Regions from separate parts of the Homo sapiens genome. Here region 2 is linked to region 1. Evidence: chromatin contacts called from ENCODE Hi-C or POLR2A ChIA-PET data. All regions are on one chromosome and are shown on one strand. The core of a region is the stretch at or near the end of the contact, and the rest is flanking DNA. Distances in the headings are between cores, read along the strand shown. Region 1 overlaps ZBTB7C (zinc finger and BTB domain containing 7C). Region 2 overlaps ZBTB7C (zinc finger and BTB domain containing 7C).

Region 1 (2,983 bases), core at 243-2,742:
AGGTGTGGCGAGTTAGTGTTTAATGGGGACAGAGTTTCATTTGGGATGCTAAAGAAGTTCTGGAGATGGCTAGTGGTGATGTTTGCATTACACTGTGAATACACTTACTGTTACTGAATTATATACCTAAATGATGAATCTTACTTTACGTATAATTTTACCACAAGTGAATGTATGAATGAAGCATGAATGAATGAATGAATGAAGGCTGCATGGGATATGAGGAAAGCATTTGACCACTGGAACCCGACAGCCATGATTTCTAGCTGTGTGAAAGTGAGTTGACACTCTACTTCTCTGAATTTCAAGTCTGTCGTCTGTAAAATGGGGTAAGAAGACCCCAAACGGGGATAAAAATACCCATGCTACAAAAGGGAGTCAAGGGTTAAATGAGATAATGTATATGAAGCCTGGCGCTCAGGGCCAGGAGACTCCTCCGATCTCTCACCCTTTCCCCCTTCTCCCTGGGTGGCTGCATCCATTGGCCAGGTTGGCCTCAGGCGCCAACCCCAGCTCACCTTTCCCAGGTCGATCTGCAGCCTCCTTCCCATGTCCCACTCCTGAAGGAGGGCCGCCAGCTTCCTGCGACTCAACAGACAGACACAGGGGCAGGAGGCCAAGCTTCACAGTGTCTCCCCGGGGCGCTTGCAACAAGCAAACAAGCAAAGACTGAAATAGGGAAGGTAGAGTTTCACACTCTGTGGGAAGTTTGTGGCAGAGATATTTTTAGGAGGGGAGAAGGTGGGAGATATTTTTAGGATGGGATGCTTTTCCCATTGCTCCTCCAATCCCACCTCCCTGTGGGGAACCGAGGAAAGGTAGCATTAAGAGCCGCCTGTGATGAAGGAGGCAGCCGGCACTGCTGGGGAGAAGGCAGCCGCTCTCCGCTTCATCCTTGGGCTGGGACCCCAGATGTTTGACCCTGGCCAGCCCCTTGCTGGCCTTCCCGACAGAGCCACTTCCCTTTTGGGAGTGCAGCCTGGAGTTCCCTTCCCCCTCCAGGCCACAGCCCCACTCTCCCTTAGGATGACCTGAAAGGGAAGTTTATAAGAGGAAAAGGAATGAACGGGATCCTATTTAACAGCACATGCTGGGCGGAGGAACTTCCTGACAGGAACCAATGTGGAAACCAGGCCCAGTTTGGCCATGGAAAACTGGTTTGGCTCAGAACTGGCCAGAGTGGAGAGGAGACCTTGGGCAGCTGCACGTCGCAATTAAACTGGACTTGTCCGACTTCGCTTTCTTTCTTGTCCCCTCTAAGCAAGCAGACACTATAATAATCTGCACACCACAGGGGGTGTGCAGATTATTTTTTTAAGTCTAGGGGAAAGAAACCCCACCCTCATTTAGGTCACAGAGACATAAAGGGCTACTGGCTAGGCTCAGCAAATCAGGAACAGATGTAGGCAGCGGAGCAGGGCCAGGCGAGCAGAGCCGCTGCCACCAGGCGCCCAGCCTGAGTCACCCTGGCGGGGAGGGCGGGAGGTGGTGGGCAGGGGTGGCCGTCTTTATTTGTGGGCTTGGGTGTGGGGTGCAGGAAACAATGCAAACAGAAGAGTCCCCGGGGCTGGGACAGGCGCAGGGGTGCGGGCAGGTACGGACAGGCTCCCAGTGGCTGCTCTTCTGGGCCAAAGGATTAAAACAGGCCCTGAGTTTGAACAGGGAGAAGGCTCTGCTCCTCCCTCAGCCTCTTTCTCTCCTTCCCCTGCCCTCCCTCTCCCCCCACCCAAGAAGACCTTATTTCCAGGGCTGAGTCTGGCTGTGGCTGGCCGGCTGGCCTCCGCCCTGGCTCCCCAACCCCTCTCTTTAAGGGCCAGGCTGTCCTGTGGCTGGCAGCTGGCAGGAGAGGCCTGGGGTGGACGTTTCAGCCCTTGCTCCCCGAGTTTCTGCACAAAGCCCTATCCTCTCTCCTCAGTTCTCCCTTTTCTCTCCTCACTCTGATTTGTCTCCTGTAGACCCCCAAAGAAATATTAGCTTCTCAGGGCAAAGGCCCTGTCCCTGCCCCTCAGGCCCCAGCCAGGCCTGCAGTGGGTATTCAGTCCTCATTATGACTTTCTCGAAAAGAAAAATTTCTTTTTTTTTTTTTTTTTCAGACGGAGTCTCGTTCTGTCACCCAGGCTGGAGTGCAGTGGCACAATCTCAGCTCACTGCAACCTCCACTTCCCAGGTTCAAGCAATTCTCCTGTCTCAGCCTCCTGAGTAGCTGGGATTACAGACGCATGCCACCACGCCTAGCTAATTTTTCCATTTTTAGTAGAGACGGGGTTTCACCATATTGGTCAGGCTGGTCTTGAACTCCTGATCTCAGGTGATCTGCCTGCCTCGGCCTCCCAAAGTGCTGGGATTACAGATGTGAGCCACCACGCCCGGCCCATTATGACCTTTTCTAAGGTCACCCTCCATCTGGGGGGCAGTCATTCCTGAGATATCGCTTTTTCCTTCATATAACACAGCCCCTTGCACATGAGAAGCAGGGACCTCCTCTGTCTCCATGGCCCTCTGGCCTGGTACACAGTAGGTGCTCAGCAGACGACTGTCATAGGAATGGATGAGCACCACTGGGCACCAAGGGAACCATCAGAGAGAGCCCAGCAGCTCAGAACCGCACAGCCCTGTGTGGGCAGCTGTGTGCTGAGGCTGCTTCCTTGCACCTTTCTTGTATGGAGAGGAAGGCTTTCATGATACCCTCAGACCAATTGCAGACAGCACTCTGGAACAGAGTAATCTGGTGTTTCCAGCCCCTACAAACTCTCCAGTGACAGGATGAAGAGAAAAGTAAGGGCCTCTTCTCAAAGGTGCTCTCTATGGCCGAGCAGAGAAAACAGAATCAAAGCAGTTTTTAGCTGGACGGTTCCAGCCTGGCAAACACAGAGGAAAAATGGCAGGATCAAGGACGCTTGGCTTAAAGGAACGGACACCCAGCTCTCCTGCTGTCCAGGTCCTCTCCATTCAGTGATGTTTTTGTGATGGGTCACACACTTAT
Region 2 (2,983 bases), core at 277-2,776, 60 kb after region 1:
TATTATCTGATTCTATTTATACGAAAGGTCCAGAATAGGCAGATCTATAGAGACAAAAGGTAGATTATTGGTAACCTAGGACGGCTTGGGGTGAAATGGGCAGTGACTGCTAATGGGTACAGTATTTCCTTTGGAGTAATCAAGATACTATAAAACTGATTATGATAATGGTTACACAGCCCTGCAAATATGCTAAAAACCATTGAATTTACACTTTAAATGGGTGGATTATATGCTATGTGAATTATATCTCAATAAATTTTATTGACTGTTTTATTAAGAAAAACAGAAACAAAACAAACATTAGAAAAGTTTCTGTTGTTTAAGTTCTGCTTAATAGAGGCAGCCTCTGCTAGATTTCCCTAGGGCTTATGGATGGCAAGTGTCAACAGGAGCTGAGACCACTGTCATCTCTCCAGTGACCTCTTCCAGTGGCTCCAGAAAGACCAACGGACCAACCTGTTGTCTCCAGAAACAATTTAACAGAATTGTCAGCCAGACTCCACAGCCAAGAAAGCAATAGCCCTGCAGGTATGTGTACAACGCATATGTGTAGGCAGCACAGATTTTCCTGAAGGCCAAGTCCAGTTATATGATATCATTTGGGAGGGCCACATGTACATTTGCATCTGGTTTGCATCTAATTTGGAAAAGCCGACATAGATCATGTGCCGTATTATTAGGTAATTTTTCAAGTTTGGAGTCTCAGAGTTGCTCCACTCAATTTGTTCAGTGGATGGACTCAGTTATTGACTGATGAATTACAGCTTGCTCCGGGGTTCCTGGCCTAGGAGGGGCAGCCTGTGGTCATGCAAGCTTTCCTGTTCTGTGTTCCATGCACACACAAGCCAAGCTACCATTGTGGGGCAGCTCTTATCCCATGGGGGGAACCTCCTTCTCACTAGCTGGCCTCTGGCATGGAGGAGGGAGGTGCATGGGTGCGGATGAAGTGGAAGGAGGCCCACTCTAGCTGATCCCCTTCCAAGCAAGGCCTAGATGGAGGGGGCCTTCCAAATGGAACAAAAGGGAAAATGACAGAAGAGAGCAAGCATTTCTATTTATCTAAACACAGGATCAAGATGTACAGTGGGAAAGTGAAATTATGCTGCAATTTTGAAAGTCATCCACTGAAGATAAACTCTCCCTTCAAAGGAATTACTCATTTCACTCCATCATGATACCTCAGGGTCTATCAGTATTCAAATTTATTAAGCAATAACATGCAGAATGTATGATATAAAGGGCCTGTGTCATCACACATTCCCCACGCTATTTTTTTTTTTTTTTGCTAAGTCATGAGAAGTGCAGCAAGTTAAAAATCAAACAAAAATTAACAAGCACACACACACAAGATGGAAAATAAATCCTCCGTGGAAGTTACTATGAAGCAGGAGGCTTTAGAAAGGAAAAACACAATCTCTGACTAATATGAAGGAGACTCCAAATTGCTCTTGGCAACAATCTCTCAACCCGATTCCCCTCCCTCTATTCATCTCCACAGTTCCCAGCCAAAGGAAAATAAACTGAACAGCTCTCTCCCTGGCCCAACCTGTAGGGCTGCCTGGCTGAGCAAGGGCTGAGCAAACAAACATCCCCATGCAATTATACACCTGTGTAATTGCTGTAAACACTGGGATAGCCAGCTGGGTGCTCACGGCCCTTATCAAGCTGATAATCTCAATATTGGGGGAAAATGCCTTTATTCTGGCAGCACGACATCAAGGTAGTATGCAATATGATCTTGTGACCTCAAACCCAGGATTTTTTTTTTTTTTTTTTTTTAAGAAAAGGAAGTAGAAAAAAACTATTCTTCTAGCAGAAGTCGGTAACAATTCTGGGGAAAGAAAGTCCCAGAGCATCACTCAGATGGGTAATAGTTTCAAGGCAAGATTTATCAGTTCACCTTCCTCACAAAAGTGATAGTTAATTTTAGAGGTAGTTATCTTAAACCTATTACACCATTCAGGATGGAAGGAGAGTTAACAGGCCAAACGCCCCAGATTATTTATGGCTGCTCTGTCTCAAACATCCATCCAACACCATTCTATTAGGACAGATATGTCTGGTCAGCTAAAACGAAGGAGGACAGGATTCTCAGGAAATGGCATTGTAAGTGGAGATGTAAGTGGATGAAGGGTCTTTCAGTTGAGTCCTAAAACCGCCCCGGAAGGCCAAAGTGAGCTGCTCTGTGAACCATGTACGGTCTAGAGACTTGGGTTCTAGTCTTGGCTTTGCTACCAACAAGTCCTGTGAGTGTAGACAAGCTTCCCTCCCCAAAGGTAAGGGCAGGCGCTTGAAGCTAAACTCGAGTCCTATGAAAATGCCATCCTGGCCACTGAGGAAGTGGGCAGATGCATCAGCAGGGTGACACCCTGGGACAGTTCTCAGCCCGGCCAGCACTGATCCAGAGAGAGATGCCAGTACTCTCAGAGACTGTTTGGGCCTCTTCTTGTCATCTCCAGCTGGCATGTGCCAAAAGTGCAGACTCTTCGAAACCCACAACTGTAAACCCTAAATGAATAATCTGAACAGCAGGGGCTCAAACAGCTTCCTGGGCACTTGGGGCAGAGGCTGACTGTGCTGTGTGCATTCCACTGCATCCCCTTGAACCAGGGACAAGTCCTGGTGACTGCAGCATGGAGACTCCAGTCATTCTAACTTCCCCGCTCTTTCCTCTCCTTCCTTCTCCCTCTCCTCCTCTTCATCCAGGCCTCCTGCTGCTGCTTCTCAACAGCAATGCTTCCCAGGCTCCTTCCCAGGCTCCATCTCACTTCATCCAACCCTTTGAGGGTTGCACTATTACTATTACTATTACTATTCCCATTGACAGAGGCCAGAGATCTCGTCTGATTTCAGTTACTGATGTATGCCCAGCACTTAGCATGGTACCTGGACACATACAGTAAACAATACAATAGCGTTGAATAAATGACTGATTGTTTAAAAAGAAAATGACATTAAAAAAAGTTAATATTAAGTGTAA

Evidence for each region. A loop is a pair of places that touch in the nucleus more often than their neighbours do. ChIA-PET counts read pairs that join two places held with the same protein, here RNA polymerase II (POLR2A).
Region 2: a map of lower leg skin shows a loop between it and region 1 (2.2-fold over the local background). The contact joins two enhancer-like sites. A Hi-C loop is called at or near these places in 2 of 168 maps with a recorded cell type or tissue (endothelial cell of hepatic sinusoid and lower leg skin). POLR2A ChIA-PET finds 5 or more read pairs at or near these places in 2 of 52 experiments (BJ and activated CD4-positive, alpha-beta T cell).

Annotation. Positions count from the first base shown.
Region 1 is chr18:48,071,942-48,074,924 of GRCh38, forward strand. All of the region lies in intron 3 of ZBTB7C (zinc finger and BTB domain containing 7C), which reads right to left. Among named protein-coding and RNA genes, the nearest start is that of ZBTB7C-AS1, 89 kb to the right of the region's middle. Within about 2 kb of position 1,493, at least 9 of the 41 ENCODE cell types and tissues checked have a DNase peak (open chromatin) inside an H3K27ac peak, as active enhancers do.
Region 2 is chr18:48,132,330-48,135,312 of GRCh38, forward strand. All of the region lies in intron 3 of ZBTB7C (zinc finger and BTB domain containing 7C), which reads right to left. Among named protein-coding and RNA genes, the nearest start is that of ZBTB7C-AS1, 29 kb to the right of the region's middle. Within about 2 kb of position 1,527, at least 8 of the 41 ENCODE cell types and tissues checked have a DNase peak (open chromatin) inside an H3K27ac peak, as active enhancers do.